Regions from separate parts of the Homo sapiens genome. Here all the other regions are linked to region 3. The links are chromatin loops, found by intact Hi-C in ENCODE. Cell type or tissue: PC-3. All regions are shown on one strand. Each heading gives the region's core, and the rest is flanking DNA. Links, peaks and the distances in the headings are about the cores only.

The links. A loop is a pair of places that touch in the nucleus more often than their neighbours do. Peaks named below come from ENCODE experiments on the same cell type or tissue, not always from the same donor. Only the 100,000 strongest peaks of a DNase experiment are listed, where the experiment ranks them.
Region 1: it touches region 3 in a loop (2.9-fold over the local background); 13 of 110 quality-filtered maps call a loop at or near these places.
Region 2: a loop joins it to region 3, with 4 times the contacts of the local background. A loop is called at or near these places in 32 of 110 quality-filtered maps.

What each region holds. Positions count from the first base shown.
Region 1 is chr10:73,846,080-73,853,730 of GRCh38, forward strand. It overlaps CAMK2G (calcium/calmodulin dependent protein kinase II gamma), which reads right to left. Exons shown (of 23, transcript NM_001367534.1): 4 at 7,113-7,167; 5 at 6,175-6,240; 6 at 3,182-3,254; 7 at 2,934-3,036; 8 at 2,447-2,530; 9 at 1,909-2,003; 10 at 1,146-1,268. Among named protein-coding and RNA genes, the nearest start is that of CAMK2G, 25 kb to the right of the region's middle. In PC-3, for the core only: a CTCF peak has its summit at 3,126 (motif pointing right); a DNase peak (open chromatin) is centred at 3,162.
Region 2 is chr10:73,962,814-73,970,464 of GRCh38, forward strand. No RefSeq gene overlaps it. Among named protein-coding and RNA genes, the nearest start is that of VCL, 31 kb to the right of the region's middle. RefSeq lists enhancers at 1,286-5,156, 3,178-3,762, 3,763-4,348, 4,349-4,933 and silencers at 3,298-3,592, 5,478-5,772. In PC-3, for the core only: no CTCF peak of the experiment used is centred there; DNase peaks (open chromatin) are centred at 2,658, 3,478 and 4,280; H3K4me3 peaks cover 1,035 bases; H3K27ac peaks cover 2,176 bases.
Region 3 is chr10:74,078,943-74,083,942 of GRCh38, forward strand. VCL (vinculin) reads left to right here. Exons shown (of 22, transcript NM_014000.3): 7 at 3,512-3,602; 8 at 4,424-4,571. Among named protein-coding and RNA genes, the nearest start is that of AP3M1, 69 kb to the right of the region's middle. In PC-3, for the core only: no CTCF peak of the experiment used is centred there; DNase peaks (open chromatin) are centred at 1,049 and 2,459; H3K4me3 peaks cover 1,111 bases; H3K27ac peaks cover 2,079 bases.

The DNA of each region.
Region 1 (7,651 bases), core at 1,110-6,109, 230 kb before region 3:
GCAATTCATTTCCTCACAACTTCCAAAGTGTTCTTAAATGCAAATTTCATTCTTCTTTAAAACCCTTAAATGATTCCCTATGTTTTCAGAATAAAATCCAAACTCCTGAGGCAGAAACTTGTATGTCAGGGAATCTTTTGCCCCATTCTCTTGCATTCTGATATTTGCAGCCTCATCGACAACCAAACAACTCAACATTCCTTCAACTCACCATAGTTTCCCATAACCTCTCACTGTGCTAAACTCTGTCTGCAGGTTAACGTTCTGAGGACCTCGTTATTTGCCAAGAACAAGCACAGGGGTGTCACCTCCTCCGTGCAGCCTTCAGTAACCCCACCACCCACCAGGAACAGTAGGAGCTCCTGTACTCTCATTAGATTCTTGTACCTACTTGTCACATTGTAACATGACTGCCTGTTTGAGTGCCTGTCTCCCTAGATGATCTTTTGGGGCAGGGACCATGCCTCATTCATCTTTGTATCTCCAGCACCCAGACGGTAACCAGCACCAAAGAGGTATTTAATAAACACAGAATGGACAGATAAATAATGCCTCGTGGTTGTCAAGATGCCTAACTCTACCAAATCCTCTTCTTTGTCTGAAAGTTGATATTTCAGCTTGAAAGAATTGTGTATAAAAACAGAGTACGTCAACCCACACTGATAGCCTAGAGGACTCTCCTAGGACTTTAGCGCAGAAGCTTTATGCCTCAGCTTTTATGCTTTTAATGACTCAGAAACCCCTTCTGTTGATTTGTTGGATCTTGGTCACCACTCCAGTGGAGTTGAGATCTGAGTATGAACCCCAGCTTGGGAATTCACTTTGGGTTTTGCCAGCTGCTTTCTATCACCGGCTACCTGGAGTCCACAAGGGTCAACCTGAGCCCTCATCCAAGAACAGAACCAATCCCAGCCTGACAGCCATGAGTGGGGGAGAGAGGAGCAGTGGCCCACCAGCCCCATCAGCCTCCCGAGTCTCCCTGGTGACATTTATTGACCCTGGCCCTCAACAGTCCTCTGCCCGCCTGCTCAGTTATTGCTTGGGGCCCAGAATGAATCTCTGCTGGTAAGAAGGAGGGGGTGGTGCCGAGGGCACACAGAAGGCTGACACCCCTGAGCTCCTTGGCCACTAGCAAAGACACTTACACAGACCCACGGGTGCTTGAGAGCCTGGTCAGCCGTGATGCGCTTTGCTGGGTTTATGGTCAGCATCTGGTTGATCAAGTTCTTGGCTTCAGGAGTTACCGTGTCCCATTCTGGTGATGGGAACTAAGGAGCAGGAATAGGGAGAAGAATGTGGTATTGGTGAGCTTCATACCCTGCAACACTGGTTCTGTCTTCAACTCAACTCCTGTAATTGGGATACTCTGTGGTACCTAAAGCTGTGACTGGCAGAGTTGGAGAAGCCCTGCGGCTATTCCAGAACCTGTGTCAACTTAAAGACTTGGAAAGACAGACAGAACAGTCATGTTTAGAATGCCAGAACATCAGATTAGAGCGGGAAGGGGACTCCAACATTCTCTGGTTTAAGCCCAGCTCTATACTTAGGAGGGAACAGAGGCTCAGCAATGTGTCCAAGGTGCCACTGCAGTGGAGGGAGTCTCCAGGCCTTTTGTCCCTGTGTTACACAGCACACCAATGAGGCCGCTCCATTCTTTGCAAGTAAAGATCAAAGGACTTCAGTGGACTCCTCAATTTTAGTTATGAAGAAGGCTGTGCAAAAGAAAGTTGCTCCCTGGGACATAGAGTGGCAAGAATTGGGCCCTGGATGCCCATTCCTGGGTCCTCAAAGTCCCCTGACACCCCCGTATCACGTGACACACTAAACAAGCCTGCTCCCTTGGACAGAGCCCGAGGAGCAAGGACATCTGCCCTTCCTGGCCTGGCTGCCCGGCTCTCTGGTCCTTACATCATAGGCTCCAGCCTTGATCTGCTGATACAGCTTGTGCTGATCCTCATCCCAGAAGGGAGGATAGCCCACCAGGAGGATATACAGGATGACCCCTACGAGACAGAACACACAGGTCATGGGGGTCAGTCGCCTACTTCCCTGAGGAACCAAGAAAAACCATGCAGGGCTCAGAGCCACCTAGAAAGGCAGGGGCCATACCAGAGTCAGAAGTGGATGCCAGCCGATAATGCTATGCTACCAGCCCCTCCTGCTATGCCTCACACTTCACGTCACCAAGTCACACCAGGGATTTCTTTAGGCACAACCCATCCTCTAAGGCGTGGGCAAATCCCTCTCCAAGAAGGATACAATGTCATCCCAGAAGTACGCAGGGAGGAGGGTGTGATGGGAACAGCCATCCCAGGGGCAAACACCATAATTTCACATACACCAGGCACGTGTGTGACCTGCAAGGAATAGCGATGCCTCTTTCTTGCCATCATCGGAAGTTGAGGGCCCTTAACAGCGAAAAGCTGAGAGCGTGGAATGGGCTTACCGCAGGCCCAGATATCCACAGGTTTTCCATAGGGATCTTTCCTCAAGACCTCAGGGGACAAGTAACCTGGGGTGCCAGCAAAACCTGTAGCAAAAGAGAGGGCAGAGGCATACTGAACCCACTTTCTCTCTCGTTAAATCCACACCAGCCATTTCCCCCAAGTCCCATCTTATTCCTGCTGCTTTTGCTACATAAACTCTCAGCACATGGGCAGCAAGAGCTGACAGGCTGGGCTTCTTGTAGCGCCTGGAATCTGAACCAGACGGCAAAGCCGTATGCCTACCAGGAACTCCAGCTCCTTCCCACAGGCAGCAAGAAAGCAGTGCTGACAACAGCTAGACTTACTGTACTGAGTCGCGTACGGCCAAGAGAGATCTCGGAGGCCAGGACCATTAAGGGTCTGGCTTCTAGTTCTAATAGAGGAAGGCAGATCAGGAAGAGGAGGAAGGGCGGGGGCTGCATTCCGGGAAGACAGGATCACCCTTACCAAACCAAGCCTGCTGCTCTCCCTGTACTTCGATGGCTAGGCCAAAATCAGCCAGCTTGACGGCGGCACCCTTGCATTTACTCGCCAGCAGCAGGTTCTCAGGCTGCAGAAGAAACACAGAGAACCTTGTGAGCACCCACCCTGCAGCCCAGAGGAAGCCTAGTTTGGGCCTACGCAGTACCACTATCTGGCACCAGGTGGCGCCAACACTTCATGAGCAGAGGCACGGAGGGGAGCCTGGGTAGTACCTTCAGGTCCCTGTGGACGATGTCATGCTGGTGGATGTGGTTAACACTCTCCAGAATCTGATGTATACAGTGGCTAAAAAAGCAGAAGGAAAAGAAATGTTAGCGCAGGGTTAAACCACCTCATCCACATCCACAACCACATGCTGCAGACTAAGGCATGTGACAAGGGGCCACGGATTCACAGAGAATCACTTAACGGCCACTGGAACCTTAGACTCTGCACATCATCTTGTTCAACCTATTTAAAGAAAGAGGAAACCGAGGCCCAGGCAGATGCAATGGTTTTTCTAGGATCACCGCTAGAACGGGTTCCTCTCACCCCCTTTTGACTGGAAAGGTCTAACACAACCAACTCATTTCCAAGAGATCAGGAGACAGCCCAGAATCCTGAGGAAGAAGAGAGCATCCAATCCCTTCCTTCTTTCTCTTTCTCCATACAGTAACTTTGTTCTTGGAGAAGAAGCTTGTGCTGGCAACTTAGGAAGGAGAGTCCAACTAAACAACCTAAGCTACTTTGGCGGTGGGTGCACTCATTCATTTCCCTAAATGTTTATTGAGTGCCTAGGATAATGAAGATGGACAAGACCCAATAGCTGCCCTGAGGTCTGGCATCCAGTAAGGCAGCTAAAACAAGTACAAAGATACCTTTAAGAAACAATGTACTTAAGAGCTTCCAAACAGGGCATTTAAGGAGCACTTCTGATGATTTTGCGTAGAGAAAAAAACCCAAAGTTATTTTATTATTTTATTTTTGAGACAGGGTCTCACTCTGTTGCCTGGGTTAGAGTGCAATGTCGTGAACACAGCTCACCGCAGCCTTGACCTCCTGGGCTCAAGCAATCCTCCCACTTCAGCCTCCCCAGTAGCTGGGACCACAAGCATGAGCCACCGTGCCCAGCTAATTTTTGTATTTTTTTGTGGAGACAAGGTCTCACCATGTTGCCCAGGCTGGTCTTGAACTCCTGAGCTCAAGTGATCCACCCACCTTGGCCTCTCAGTGTTGGGATTACAGGCGTGAGCCACTGCGCCCAGCCACAGTCACACACGTAAATCAGACTGTCCACATAGCAAACCATCCTGCCATCCCTGTCATCAAACTCCTGACAGGGAGCGGGGGCAGTCTAGAGCAGTGGTTTTCAACTGGGAATGAATTTGCCGCCCGCCCCCCCCCACCGCAGGGGACATTTGGCAATGCCTAGAGAAATTTCTGGTTGTCACAACTGGAGGAGGGGTGCTCCCAGCATTTGGTGGGCAGAGGCCAAGGATGCTTCTAAATGTCTGCCACAATGCACAGGAGAGGCCTCACAACAAGGAAGTACCTGGCCTAAAACGTTAGTAGCACCAAGGCTGAGGAACTTGGCCTAGAATATAGACCCCCGTCATCAGGCACTATCTGGTATATTAAGCACATCTGCAGAGCATCCCAGTGTATGGGGCTGGGTGGCCTGGACTTACTATTCCTAAAATCTGATGCTGGGGATGCCACAAGAACCAAGGGGTCGTACTGGGTCCCTGGGGGCTGAAACTCGGGCCTCCCCATAGGACACAGCCCAAGAGTGGGCCACAGAAACTTTAAGACTGAGCTATAGAGGCGAGTCTCCACAGAGATGTATAATTAGAACAGAGCCGGGCTAGCAGGGAGCGCCTTCTGGCCAAAAATGGCAAAAGTGCGAAGTGTCCCAGCAGAGCCAGGCCAAGCCCACTGGTACAGTCACCCCCCCTCAGGGCCCCCTCCCTATAGCTCTCCCTCCTCCCCGCAGGCTCCCTGAGCCATCACTGCCTCCTCCGTCCCAGAGCCTCGTCCTCCCCTGCTGGCACTGGAATTCATCTCCCCACTTGAGAATTCTTCCCGAGGCTGAAGCATCTGAAGTTGATCAGCAAACATTGGCCTCTCAAGGTTGAGAAATTCGTGAGGAAGCTGCACTCCCCCACTCTCCAGAAGCAGCCAGAGCTGCCACATAAGCCAGATAAGCTGCAGGCAGGATGATCAAAACCAGGTTGTAGGGACATCACCCTCGAGAAAAGCAAGGCTGGGGGAAGAGCCAAGGCGGGAAAGGCAGGCTGAACAGGCGCCTGAGAGCGTGGGTGAGGGAGGCACCAGGGATTCCAGGGAGGGCAGAGGCTGAGGCATGTGGCCGGGGAACGGTCCTCAAGTTGGAGGAGCCCCACGGCAAGGCTGGTCATGGTGGTCTAGGGACAAGGTGACAGAGGCTGAAAGCTCCCGGGGCTCTATGGTTGGATTATCAGCCCAGAACTCTCCACTCCCTCAGGACAGAAACCATGTCTTCTGCACCTCTGGATCATGCCAGAGCCTCAGCACAGTGGCTTGAGCACACCAGAATTTGTCAAAGGAAAGAAAAGGGCAGAGGGGGACATTGGGCATGGTGGCGAGTACATGGTAGTGCAAAAAAAAAGTATTTCTGGGGTCACAGGGTAAAGGAGACTTGGAAAAGCTTTGTAAAACATTCATTTGGAAGTGATTTTTTTTGTGGGGGGGGGGAGGGGGACATAGTCTCGCTCTGTTACGCAGGCTGGAGTGCAGTGGCATGATCTTGGCTCACTGCAACCTTCGCTTACAGGTTTAAGTGATTCTCCTGCCTCAGCCGCCTAAGTAGCTGGGATTACAGGCACACACCACCACACCCGGCTAATTTTTTTGTATTTTTAGTAGAGACAGGGTTTCACTATGTTGGCCAGGCTGGGCTCCAACTTCTGACCTCAGGTGATCCAACTGCCTCAGCCTCCCAAAGTGCTGGGATTACAGGCATGAGCCACTGCGCCTGGTTAGGAAGTGCTGAATTTTTAACTTCTAATATCACCCACAGTATGCAAGCCCTAGCCCAGCTCAACAGAATCTTTCTCCAGACAAGAGCTATTCTGATCTTCCCCAAAGACTATTCAAACAGGTACAATGCTGGACCCCGAAGGTGGCCAAGACTTCCTTCAGTCCTAAACTCCAGAGCTACATTTGAACTCTCGGGCCCTCATCCTACCTGGCATCTGCTTCACTGTAGTACTCTCTGGCCACAATGTCTTCAAACAGCTCCCCGCCGGTAACACTGCAACCAACGGGAAGAAGAGGGTCAGAGGCAGAAAGGGTCCTTTGTCCAACCCCAATGTCCAAGAAGAAACAGGGTCACCCTGTAGAATGGCTTTCAGAGAAATCCCAACTCCCCATGCATTTCATCTGAGAGCTCAGAACACACTCGATCCTTCAGTGACACCCGGATTCTCCTTGAGGTATCATGGGCCGTCCCTTCCTTCCGGACATTTCTTTTTCCAAAATGCACAGATTCACTAATAGTCAGGCAGAGATGAAGATACAGGGATCTAAGAGAAAACAGTCAACCTACCCCAAAAGTCACAGCTTTGAGACCAACATAAACACTAAAATATCGCTGCCCAGGAAGGACAGAGCTACTACTGAAGTTGAAGAGTAATGAGACCAATGACACAGAGACCCAACCCTGAGAATCCTGGAGAGGAGTGTCCAGGAGGTAAGAGCCACTTTTAAGACATTAAACCACAACCAACGTGGAGGAGAGACCCAATCCAATGGAGCCTGGTTTCCGACTAATGAAAGCTACCTCTGATTTCTCAGGATTTTTAAGGTCATGCAAAGAGCTGTCTTTTATTTCTTCACTAAGGACAGCACACTGAGAAACAAGACAAAGGCATCTGTGCAAGGCGTGCTGCTGAACAGAAGTGCGAGAGGAATGCTGTCCTGGGGTTCAGAGCCCTGGGGGGACGCTGGGGGAACATGGAGACCCCCTTGGTGGGGGCAGCAATCTGCCCCAGTCAAATCCTTTCCCTCGGACAAAGGAGGGGGCCCTGGGCGGAGGCTGGAGAGCCTGTTTAGGCCTCTTCCTGAGCCTTCATTTTGAGTCAGCTAGAGGGAAAGGCCCCCACACCCTCAGAAAGTGGCACTTACAGGTCAAACACGAGGTAGTGAAACCCTTCTTCAGAAATACTGTCATGGAGGCGCACTGCAAGAGAGGAGATGGGGACAGAGATTAACAGAGAGAAAACTTGGAAATCCTAGGCTTCTCCTCAGCAGCCCCACCCCTGCCCCATCCTGTCGGGCTCACAGGGCTCTCCAGAAGGAGCAGTGGGGGGAAGTGGCGACGTGCCCAGTGCCCCCCAGTGCAAGGCTATGCAGCCTGGGAGCCAGAGCCTGGCGCTCTGGTTGCCACCTCAGACTCAGGCAAGAGAGAAAAGCTTCATGGCTAAGAAGTCAAGATGGAGAAAAGCCGGAACCTTCCCAGAGGGCTGGTCTCCGAGAAGGTGGTCCTGGGATATGATGCACGATGGTGAGATGCAGCGTGAGCAGCACCTAGCAATGTTGACGGCAGGGGACAACAATGACCAGATGGGAAAGCCAGAGAGCTCTTCCAGAGCAGTAAATGGGAGCAGAACTAAGGGGTGGGGAAGAAGGTGGAAAGGCAGAGCTCAGCAGGAAGGCACGTGGTG
Region 2 (7,651 bases), core at 1,101-6,100, 120 kb before region 3:
AGGGGCAAAAGAACCCACAACGCTTTTTTTTATTTTTTTTTTTTTGAGACGGAGTCTCGCTCTTTCGCCCAGGCCAGAGTGCAGTGGCGTGATCTCGGCTCACTGCAAGCTCCGCCTCCCGGGTTCACGCCATTCTCCTGCCTCAGCCTCCCAAGTAGCTGGGACTACAGGCGCCCACCACCTCGCCCGGCTAATTTTTTGTATTTTTAGTAGAGACGGGGTTTCACCGTGTTAACCAGGATGGTCTCGATCTCCTGACCTCGTGATCCGCCCGCCTCGGCCTCCCAAAGTGCTGGGATTACAGGCATGAGCCACCGCGCCCGGCTTTTTTTTTTTTTTTTTTTTTTTTTTTTTTTGAGACAGAGTCTCACTTTGTTGCCCAGGCTGGAGTGCAGTGACACCATTTGGGCTCATTGCAACCTCCACCTCCCGGGTTCAAGCGATTCTCATGCCTCAGCCTCCCAAGTAGCTGGGATTACAGGCATGTGCCACCACACCTGGCTAATTTTTGTTTTTTGTTTGTTTGTTTTGTTTTGTTTTGCTTTTTTGAGATGGTGTTTCACTCTTGTCGCCCAGGCTGGAGTGCAATGGTGCGATCTTGGCTCACTGCAACCTCCGCCTCCCAGGTTCAAGCGATTCTCCTGCCTCGATCTGCCAAGTAGCTGGGATTACAGGCATGTGCCACCACGCCCTGCTAATTTTGTATTTTTAGTAGAGACAGGGTTTCTCCATGTTGGTCAGGCTGGTCTGGAATTCCCGACCTCAGGCGATCCGCCCGCCTCGGCCTCCCAAAGTGATGGGATTACAGGTGTGAGCCACTGCGCCCAACCAATTTTTGTATTTTTAGTAGAGTTGGGGTTTCGCCATGTTGGCCAGGCTGGTTTCGAATTCCCGACCTCAGGTGATCCGCCCACCTTGGCCTCCCACAATACTCCCAGAGTACTGTGAGCCATCGTGTCCAGCCTTGCAACTCTTAAATATGCTCGTGGGAGCAGAAGCTATGCTCCCTGACAGAAGAACCTGTCCCTCACAATGCAATTGGAGAGAATTTATTGAGTGCTTACTGTGTGCTTGGGATGGTGCATCCAGCAAAACACCTGAGCCTCTTGGAGACCAGGAGAGTGGACTCAGTCCCAAGTGCAGATTCCTTGAGCTAGAGCTTTTAAAGGAGAGGAGAAATCGGATAAATTGCACTGGACAATTCATTCACTCTCTTTCTGGAGGTTTAACCAACCCTAGATTTTATTCTACTGAAATCAGGATAAAACCAGGCATATGTGTATAAAGAGAGGTCTGGAAGCATGATAACAATGATTATCTTTAAGTAGTGGGTTGCAGTTGATATTTTTCTATTTCTTGTACCTCTCAAGGCAGCACATGTAGCTGACGCACACAACCTTTGGAGAGCAACCACCTGGGTTTATTTTTTATTTTTATTTTTTATTGAGATGCAGTCTTGCTCTGTCACCCAGGCTGGAGTACAGTGGCATGATTTCAGCTCACTGCAACCTCCACCTCCTGGGTTCAAGCAACTCTCCCACCTCAGCCTCCTGAGTAGCGGAGATTACAGGCGCCCACGACCCGCCTGGCTAATTTTTTTGTATTTTTAGTAGAGACAGGGTTTCACCATGTTGGCCAGGTTGGTCTTAAACTCCTGACCTCGAGTGATCTGCCCGCCTTGGCCTCCCAAAGTGCTGGGATTACAGGCGTGAGCCACGGCGCCCAGCCTACCACCTGGGTTTAAATCTCAGCTTTGCATGTACTAGCTGTGTGGTCTTGGGCAACTTACTTCACTTGTATGAATTTTAATGTTCTTACCTGTAAATAAGGATGATAATATACTTACTTCATAGGGATATTGAGAAGTTTGAATTAAACTATGCATTTTTTTTTAAGAGTTAGGGTCTGGCTCTGTCACCCAGGCTTGAGTGGTGTGCCCCGTCATAGCTCACTGCAGTCTTGAATTCCTGGGTTCAAGCAATCCTCCTGCTTCATCCTCTTCAGTAGCTGGGACTATAGACATGTGCCACTATGCCTGGCAAATTTTTTCTGCTTTTTGTAGGGATGGGGTCTCACTATGTCGCCCAGACTTGTCTCAACCTTCTAGCCTAAAGCCATCCTCTTGCCTTGGCCTGCCAAAGCTTTGGGATTATAGACATATGCCATGGCCCCTGGCCAAAATGATGCACATTAAGTGCTTTAGTATGGTGTCTGATGCAAAGAAAATGCTTTAAATGGGAATGATTATTATTATATTTTTATATCATTGGGTTGTTTTTCTTTTCTTTTCTTTTTGAGATGGAGTTTTGTTCTTGTTGCTCAGGCTGGAGTGCAATGGAGCAATCTCGGCTCAACGCAACCTCCACCTCTGGGATTCAAGTGATTCTCCTGCCTTGCCTCCCAAGTAGCTGGGATTACGGACATGCGCCATCACGCCCTGCTAATTTTGTATTTTTAGTAGGGACGGGGTTTCTCCATGTTGGTCAGGCTGGTCTCGAACTCCCGAACTCAGGTGATCCGCCGCCTTGGCCTCCTAAAGTGCTGGGATTACAGGCATGAGCCACTGAGCCCAGCCTTTTTTTTTTATTTTTATTTGAGACAGAGTCTCACTCTGTGGCCCAGGCTGGAGTGCAGTGGGACAATCGTGACTCACTGCAACCTCTGCCTCCTGGGTTCAAGCAGTTCTTCCTGCCCCACCCTCCAGAGTAGCTGGGATTATAGGCAACTGCACCACCATGCCCAGCTAATTTTTTTATTTTTAGTAGACACGGGGTTTCACCATGTTGGCCAGGCTAGTCTCGAACTCCTGACCTCAGGTGATCCACCGGCCTCAGCCTCCCAAAGTGCTGGGATTACAGACATGAGCCACTGTGCCCAGCCCCAATAAAGGTTTTTTAAGGAGAAGAAGCACAAGGACGGCACAGAAGGGAAGAGAGTTTGCGGGGGTGGAGGGGCTCAGCCATAGCAGGAGGGGGAGGTGGAATACTGCCCCCTCCCTCCTGGTTCAGACACAAGAAAAATGACCCCAATCGCTGTGTTCTGGGACAGCTCTATTTCTTAGAGAATCCTGGGGCACCCTGGCTACCAGGAGGTTTCTCACCTGGTTCAGGGTGACCCAGCTAGCCCAGCACAAGGCTTGTATCATCTCGTCCAATTCAGAAGTGCTGTGCCTGTGAGTACTGCTCTAAACGCCTCTAAAGGTCAGTCCCTCTTTGGCCCCTGATGCTGGGGATACGTTTTACTTTCAATCAGACATTCACTACCATGACATAATCAAGCTAACTCTAGAAAAGTGCCTTGGGATGTTGGCCTCCCTTCCCTTCCCTGCAGTTGTTCCTTCTCCTTTAAGTGGCTGCTGGCTCTGGCCCTCCCCGCACACACCACAGGTTTTGCCTTTTGTCACACTGAGCATGCCTCCTGCACCCTTGCTGGGGCACAGATTCTCCCATATTTGGGAGTAAGCCGGAGACTCGGCGGCATGTGGGTTTCTGTTTAAAATTCCAAAGCCAGCAGGGCGTATATTATCCATTTCCTCAAATCCAACATGTTGTAAAGCATGAGTCAGAGTCGGATAAGCTTCTTCCCAGGGGAAGTTGTGTCAGTTGGTTAGCGAATGTAATTAAACACAGATAATGTTCACTGGCATTAGCTGCAGATTAATGCAGAAGAAAACAAAATATCCATCTTGATTTTGCAATATTCCTGCCAAGATAACACAACTTCTCCAAGTTTCCCTGATCAGAGAAAGCAGCCTAACTTTCAAGCAATTTGAGGGGCACAGGAAGCCCATTCAATCAACACTCTCCTTCCCACAGAAATGAAGAATGCAGGCCGGGCGCAGTAGCTCATGCCTGTAATCCCAGCACTTTGGGAAGCCGAGGCGGGTGGATCTCCTGAGGTCGGGAGTTCGAGATCAGCCTGACCAATATGGTGAAATCCCATCTCTACTAAAAATACAAAAATTCGCTGGGCTGTGGTGGTACTCAGGAGGCTGAGGTGGGAGAATCGTTTGAACCCAGGAGGCATACGTTTCAGTGAGCCGAGATCGCACCACTACACTCCAGCCTGGGTGACAGAGGGAGACCCCATCTCAAAAAAAAAGAAAAAAGAAATGAGGAATGCAGATTTTAGGACCTTTCACGGGGAAGCACATATATTCAAATTATTCTTAAGGTATTTTTGTGGGGAAGGGGGTTACATGTTAGCTAATATCAATAAGAGTTATTTTATCTGATTTAATTCATCATCATCACCCGGGGCCAGGTGGTGACAGCAGACTTCAGGTATGGAGGGTATTAGGCTTCTTATGCTTTGCATACCAATGGGGCTTTTAGGGGTTCGCTCCAGGACCCAGGAAGGGCTGAGCTCTGGAAGGGCTGAGGGAGCAAAAGGACCAAGAGGGAAGTCAGGGTGGGTCTAGAGGGCACTGGAAACCCATGTGTTCTTTTGCATACCCAAGCCTAGAGAAGCCCTTTCCACAATCATGGAAATCACAAAATAGAATGCCCATACTGGGAAGGGGCCAGGCGTGGTGACTCATACCTGTAATCCCAGCATTTTGGGAGGCCAAGGCAGGCGGGTTGCCTGAGCTCAGGGTTTGAGACCAGCCTGGGCAACATGGTGAAACCCCATCTCTACTAAAAAAAAAAAAAAAAATACAAAAATTAGGCAAGTATGGTGGTGCACGCTTGAATCCCAGCTCCTCGGAGGCTGAGGCAGGAGAATCGCATGAACCTAGGAGGCAGAGGTTGGAGTAAGCCGAGATTGCACCACTACACTCCAGCCTGGGTGAGACTCCGTTTCAAAAATAAAAAGAATGCCCCAATACAGGGAAGGCCGTTGGAGGTCATTTAGTCAACTCCTCTTCAGACACCAGCACACTGAGGCCCAGAGAGGTTAAGTCATTTGCCCAAGTTCACCCTGCAAGGGGAGAGTTGAGACTTAAGTTTTCTCTTTTCATCTTTCTAACAAGCTGCTGCTGGTCACAGTTTCCAAGAGTGACAGGAGCGGACACTCAGGTCGATCCCACTGGCCCACCCTGCAAATACCTACTTGGTCTTGTATTTTCAAATGTAACCTCTCCTCAGGGTATTAAAAGCAATGCTAAATCATACCCAAGGAAGTATACTGTCCTGCCACTCAGGCCTCTTCCAACTTCAATGATATGAACAATCTAAAAATGTGTATTTTCTTAACTCTAGTAAAAAGTGTGCTAAATTCCATATAACTGAGATTCAAAGCTTATTGCTAACTAGAACAGCTTCTGGGGTTAAAGAAAAAGGAATTCGTGAATGTTCTTTTAACTCTCTGAGCATTGCCCTGCCCCCACCACCTTCCACTTGAAGGGAAGTAGCTAGGAATATACCGGATCTTTTTGGTGTTTGGCTGGGTTTTAGTGTTTTCGAGTGCCCCTTCTGATGTAGGTCAAGGCATTTTGTTTATCTTAAATGTGAGATTGTATTCTTTCTGCCCAAATAGGATGGAAAAGACTTTTCCAAATAAGGAAGTTTTGCCAGAGTGTGTGTGGCCCAGTTAGCAACTGTTGCCGCCGTCCTCACTTAGGGGAGTACAGTAGCTCCACTAAGCTGGAAAGCATTTAGGGACTTATTAGCACTTCTGCACAGCCAAACCACTGAGGGGCGGGGGTGCTGCCAGCAAGTGGTTGTGACAACCAGGGACATGAAAAAAATGTGTAGAAAAGACAAAGTTTGGCTTTTGCATACACCCCTACCCTCTCTACCTCCTTCCCAGCCCGAGTTGGCTCTCAACTCAGGATAGAAGGAGGATGCTCTGATTCTCTAGAATTAAGTAAATTTAGGGTAAAATCCCAGCACTACACATACAATCTGCTAAATGGCCTTCAGTAAGTTACTTTTTGAGCCTTTTCCTTTCTTTCTGAGTAAAAATAATAGTGCTTAGCTCATGTAGTTGTTATGAGGAGTAAATAACCTAATCAAAGTAATGCATGTAGCACATTCTAGATTGACCCTAAAATTACTCCTTTCCTATCCTTTTTCAGTACCTTCTCCACTATCAGAACCCCTTAGTTTGTGCTGATTGTACTTAAACAGAGATTAAGAGGAACAGGAAAGCTTGTATTAATTTATGCTCAGAGGCCAGGTGCAGTGGCCCACGCCTGTAATTCCAGCACTTTGGGAGGCTGAGGCGGGCGGATCACCTGAGGTCAAGAGTTCAAGACCAGCCGGGCCAACATGGTGAAACCCCGTCTTTACTAAAAATACAAAAAATTAGCTGGTCGTGGTGGCGGGTGCCTGTAATCCCAGCTACTTGGGAGGCTGAAGCAGGAGAATCACTTGAACCTGGGAGGCGGAGGTTGCAGTGAACCAAGATCAAGCCGTTGCACTCTAGCCTGGGCAACAAGAGTGAAACTCCATCTCAAAAAAAGAAAAAAAAAAAAGAAAAGAAAACTAATTTATGCTTAGGTGTGAGTGACTAAAATAAGACATTTATTGGCCCATCTGCACTTGTAACTGCTGTGAACAGGGATGCTGTTTCAAGTGAAATGGAAAACTTTGTTGCAACATGGAGGGGTAATGGACTAAATGTTTATGTTTCCTCACAATTCATCTGTCAAAGCCCTAACCCCCATTGTGATGGTATTTGGTTGGAGATGAGGCTTTTTGGTGGTAATTAGGTTTAGATGAGGTCATGAAGATAGGGCTCCCATGATGAGATTAGTGTCCTTATAAGAAGAGGAACAGAGAACAGAGCTTGCTCCCTGGCAGTCGCTCCCTCCAGCCCACAACATGTGAGGATACATCGAGAAGGTGGATGTCTGTAAGAGGCAAGGAAGAGAGCCCTCACCGGGGAACTGAATTAGCCAACACCTTGATGGTGGAGTTCCCCACCTCTAGAAGTATGATAAATAAGTTCCTATTGCTTAAGCCACCCAGTCTTTGGTATTGTGTTATGGCAGGCAGCCAGGGACTGCATAGGTCTACGACGAGAGGACATATTGCAGTCTCCTTTCATTTATACCACTGTGCCTAAGTCCATCTACCCCTGAGGCCTACACAGTCACTTACGGTGAGAAGAGGCAAGTGTGCCATAAGAGGCTAAAGGAATCTGGAAACTTGATAAGCAGAATTACTCTTTTTCTTTCTAGACAGAATACTAATAGTCTTATTTTTTAAAACTGTGGAAAAACACATACTCTTTTAGATTGCTAAATTTGGATTGTGATATAGAGAGAAACTTTGACTTTGACAGAAGTTTCTTACCTGAACAGCAAAAGCCTGTTCCCAAGTCCATAGCCAAATGGAACATCAATTAACCCCAGACCAAGTAAATGTTATAAGTAGCCTTGATGTAAAATGGTGCAGCCATTTTTGAAAACAGTCTGACAGTTCTTCAAAAGGTTAAATGTAGAGTTACCATGTAACTCAACAATTCTACTCCTACATATATACCCAAAGGAAATGAAAACATGTCCACACGAAAATTTTCACACAAATGTTTATACCAGCCTTATTAACAATAGCCAAAAAATGGAAACATCCAACTAAATGCCCATCAACTGATGAACAGATAAACAAAATGTGATCCATCCCTACAATGGAATATTATTCAGTCTTTTTTTTTTTCTTTTTGAGATGGAGTCTCACTCTGTTGCCTAGGTGCAATGGTGCGA
Region 3 (5,000 bases), core at 1-5,000:
TTATTCCCCATATTTAAAATTTTCAAGAGCCTAGGATTGCAGGACTTTACTTTTTTAACCGAAGTTCCTCTTGATTGTCCATAGAAGGAGGTCATTATTATTCACAGGTGTTCTGAGGCCTAAATCTATGTTTAATTTAAGGAGTGTTTCAGTTCCTAGGAAAGCACGTACAAATGGTTTAGCTTGTCGTTCCATCTTTTGGTATGCAGGGAAGAGTGCCAAGGCACTGTATTTTTTTCATTTAAAACATGAATTCATAAGAATTTTATGTTAAGAAGGAGCATAACATGGTGGGGGAGGACCCAGATAGATTCAGGCCAGCTGTCCCCAAAGCCACATGACTAGACCTGGTCTTTTTATACTTCACTCTTTCAACACCCACAAACCCCCTGAAAAACAAACCAAAAACAGATAAGAAATTGGTAGAGACTTTTCTTTTTCCCAAAGTTGAGCTTTTACAGAGAAGAATACTCAAATGAAGGTGCAGTTTTTCTCTCTTCTATTTCATATCTGAATTATACTGACCTGAAATATACAGACCTACATGACAAGGTTTAGCAAAATGGTTTGTGGTACAAAGCATGGCTGACCACAAGGGTTACGATTATTTTCACCCTTTATAAATATATCCCCAAATTGACTTCTGTCCTAGTTGTCCAGTGAATTTGTTTATGTCATATTCATTGTTTGTATACTTACATGCTTATGACAGAATTCTGTCAATTCTATAATAAATATTGCCTTTCAAAAGAAATATATATGAAAGTCTTAGGAGAAAAAAATTCCCTTAGACATGTTTGTTTTTACTAGATATGACTAACATAAAATGGTTACTTATAACCTACTGTTTTCCAGAAAGAATTTAAGATGGCTCTTTCAGTTATTGTTTTAAATCTCTGAAATTGTCTAAAATTAATGCTGTTAAAAATTTTGGTAACTTATTGAAAGTCGCAGTTATTAAATGCAGCTTCATTCAAAATTGGCTATTGGTTCCTTTTAGGGGAAAATGAACATCTCTTAATTTTAACTTCTTGACGGTGTCACACCTCCCACTGAGCAGTAAATTACTCACTTCCTGAGAATTACATTCTTTCCTTGCAGTACTGGCCATTAGAGCTTTATTAAGGAGAAAAAAAGAAATGATTTTTGAGGATGCTGAATAGACAAAAACTATTTTTTCCATTGTGTTTCAAATCATTTTTGGGCATTGGAGAATAAAAGCAGTCATTTTTGTTAGTGTAGATTATGAATTTGATTTCTGGAGCTTATTTTCTCTGCAGTATTAACCAAAGTCAAAACTGACAAGGCAGAGATTTGCTGACTATTGTTGGAGATTAGTAGAATCTTTAGCAACTCTCCTTGGTAAAAGAAAAAAAAATCTTGTTTCATTTGATAAGCAATGAGGTTTGGAGTCAACAAACCTGAGATCAAATTAGGTTTGTAGGAGTCAGTTCCTGTTTCTTAATTTGTAGTATTATTTAAATGACATTTAAATTTGAGATTCAATGAGGTAAGGAGGGGGAAAGTAGCTAAAACAGAACCTAACATGCAGGGAATGCATATTAAATTCAATGCATGTCAGTTGAATTTAGTTTCCTAACTAGTAGCCTTTAATGTTAGAGTAGACATAAAAATTTCTGACCTTCGTTTCCCTTTGAATTTAGATTTTTGAAATGTAATAAATACCTATTGCTTTTCTCACTGAAAATAAAAGTGTGTTAGGAAAATGGTTTAACAGGTTTTAAGTGAAATATTTTTACATTGACATAATTATTCTCCAGGATGTCCACACACTTCCTAAGTAAGAGTTTGTGATTAAAAGAAAACCTATGCCTAGATAACTTGTGTTAGATCCTGAAGGCTACCCAGTTCTCTGAGGTTAGGAGTTGCCTGGCCTCAAGTCTTTTAAAAAGTTATTGATTCAGGCCTTGCTAATTTGGAATTAAGCTAAAGTTGACCTTTGCATTAATTTTGAAGGCAACGTTTTCTGCACAAATTAATTTAAGACATGATAGGAGAGATTTGCTGATATTCAAACCATTTGAGAATCAAAGCACTTAAAAATACCACATATCTTCTTCTAATTACAAGTGGATTTTGAAATAGATCCTCTTATGATTCTGCCTTTTATTGACAGCTACCATGGTTACATATAACTTGATAATAAAAATATTTTGTTTTCAATTTTTTTGGTAATTTAGTTCACTTCTTTTTCATTGCTATAGCTGAGAATTTGCTATTTAGAGCCTTAGATAGCCAAGGATTCAACAGGAGAATCATCTGTGTCTGTTTAGAAGGGGAAGGAGGGATTCCGACAGTTGAGAGATCTGTCTTTTGAATAGGGGGCTTTGGAACAGTTGTGGACCTTGAGCCTAACTATGGGTGCTGCCAATGCTTATTTGTGATAGTGCTGTATCTTTTTTTGAATTGGAAGTGGGGATGCTCCTGGTGCCCCCGTGTGGAAAACTAGTGGTGCAACACCTTTAAGAACCCCAGTTGTGCAGGATTGGAAACTGAAGGAAGCTAGGACATTGCCTAGAATTTTAGAGGTTAACTTTGTGCTTTGATGGCTTAACTCTGTAAGAGTCAGTTTCCTACAGCAAAAAGGAGGATAGATGGTCTTTGAAGATGCTAAATAGAGACTTAAGAGATGGCTGGTGTTATATTGTTCTCTGTGTTTTTATGTGTTTAAAAAAATTTACGGAAATACTTAAATACATTTAAAGTGATTAGTCTGTTGTTTCAGCTTCTCCTGGTGTATCCTGGGAGATTTTATGCTAGTTTCCTGATAGTCCTCGTGAATCCTGGTTGTAAAAAATAAGCTGAGACCCATTTATTCTATCCTGCATCTTCTTCCAGGTGAGGGATAGTAAGGGAACTAAGAAGGAGGAATAGCAGGGAAGGTCAGAAAACACTTCTAAATTATATTACTTTGAGGGGTTTATTTGTAGAATTAAAATTAAACTGCTAGATTAACATTTTCAATTGTTTCTTCCAACCAGTAATTCCAAGTTTTTCAGGTTAATTGAATATAGTGAAATATCATCCAGTGTGTGCATTTCAAAACAAGATGTAAAAGAACTGTGATTTGTGGCACCACATACTAACGAGGCTTCCCTGAGGTGGGAAGGGCTTTGGCAAGGCTGCAGTAGATGAATGTTGACTAGTGGAAAGGCTGACAATGAGGCATGTGACAACAGGGCTTTTTCCTGCTGAAGACATTAAACATATTCTGGCTTGAGCAATTTTACCAGTTTTCACAGTTTTAGCAATAGGGAACCCAATTCCACTCTGTTTAGCAACAGAGTAGAATTAACTGAATATTTGCATGCAAGATGCTGCATTTTGACAGAAATGAGAATTGTGGTGTGGTGACAATATTTTTAAGGCCTTCGTAGGACTGACTACCTTAGCTATGTATGTTAATGCTGTAACTTCTTCTCTGTCTTACGTTCTATCATGGTATCTCAACTTTTGCAAAGAAAATAATGGTGGGATTTCTTCCCAAAAGGACACTGAAGCCATGAAGAGAGCATTGGCCTCCATAGACTCCAAACTGAACCAGGCCAAAGGTTGGCTCCGTGACCCTAGTGCCTCCCCAGGTAACCCTCTAGTTCTGCTTTTCTGATCAATACAACGAGAAGCTAAAAACCAAGCAAATGAAAGAAAGAAATTTTCCCATAATCTCATCATCTGAGAGAACTACTGTAACATTATGGGGCATACCCCATTATCTGATAGTTCTGAGTAACTGAAGCAAGTAGTAGGCCTTACAAGGATGAAGGGAATAGATTCGATCACCTCTAATCACGGAGGAGTAAGTCATACTGAGCTGGGCATTCTTTGCAAAATTTTTGGTTCTCCCCTTCCCTGAATCCAAAAGGTAATTATTTTGAATGAAAGTTCTTCTCTTCCAGTTCCCATTGAGCAGACTTCCATTTATGTCAACAGAGTTCTTAATTAAGCAGATTAAATCATGATGCCAATGAGAATTGGAAAGTTGACTGTATAAAGATAAGACCCAAATAGGTTATTGAACTAGGCTTTATTGATTTTCTAATCTAATATTTATTCTGTTTTAGATTAATATTTGAATGAATGTGAAAAACCTAAAGTAGGTTGGAGGTGCTAAATACTATTAAATTGTTAGAGTCTGTTTTCATCATCCATATTCTTACCACAAGCTACTTAGTATCTCCAAATAGATACAGTTCCAAGTATCTTTTTTTGCGTGTCTGTTGTTGAAACCTCACCCTATGGTTTAAGGGCACTGCTTGGCTGTTAGCTATCAGATATGTTGCCTTCTATTCACTCGTCTTGTTTAAAATCATCCATTCCTTGGTGAATGAAATGACTTGTAAAGTATCCTCTCTAAATAATGAATGTGTCAACAATGTAGTTATTGAATATCTCTTTATTTTAGGGGATGCTGGTGAGCAGGCCATCAGACAGATCTTAGATGAAGCTGGAAAAGTTGGTGAACTCTGTGCAGGCAAAGAACGCAGGGAGATTCTGGGAACTTGCAAAATGCTAGGGCAGATGACTGATCAAGTGGCTGACCTCCGTGCCAGGTAAAAGTTCCTCTGTCCTTACAGAGCAGTAGTGGGTAACTCACTCCTAACAGGGTGATTCAGAAAACAAGCCTCTGCCAGTTTTGAGTTATCTCTTTGGCTAGTAGATAACAGAGATATTATAGTCTATTAAATTCTTTTGAGATGGAGGTGAACTTTCCCTTTGCTGACTTTATTTATTTATTTATTATTTTTTGAGACAGAGTCTCACTCTGTTACCCAGACTGGAGTGCGGTGGTGCGATCTTGGCTCACTGCAACCTCCACCTCCCAGGTTCAAGAGATTCTCCTGCCTCAGCCTCCCGGGTAGCTGGGATTATAGGCGCCCGCCATCACACCTGGCTAATTTTGTTTGTTTGTTTGTTTGTTTGTTTGAGATGGAGTCTTACTCTGTTGCCAGGCTGGAGTGCAGTGGCGCGATCTTGGGTCA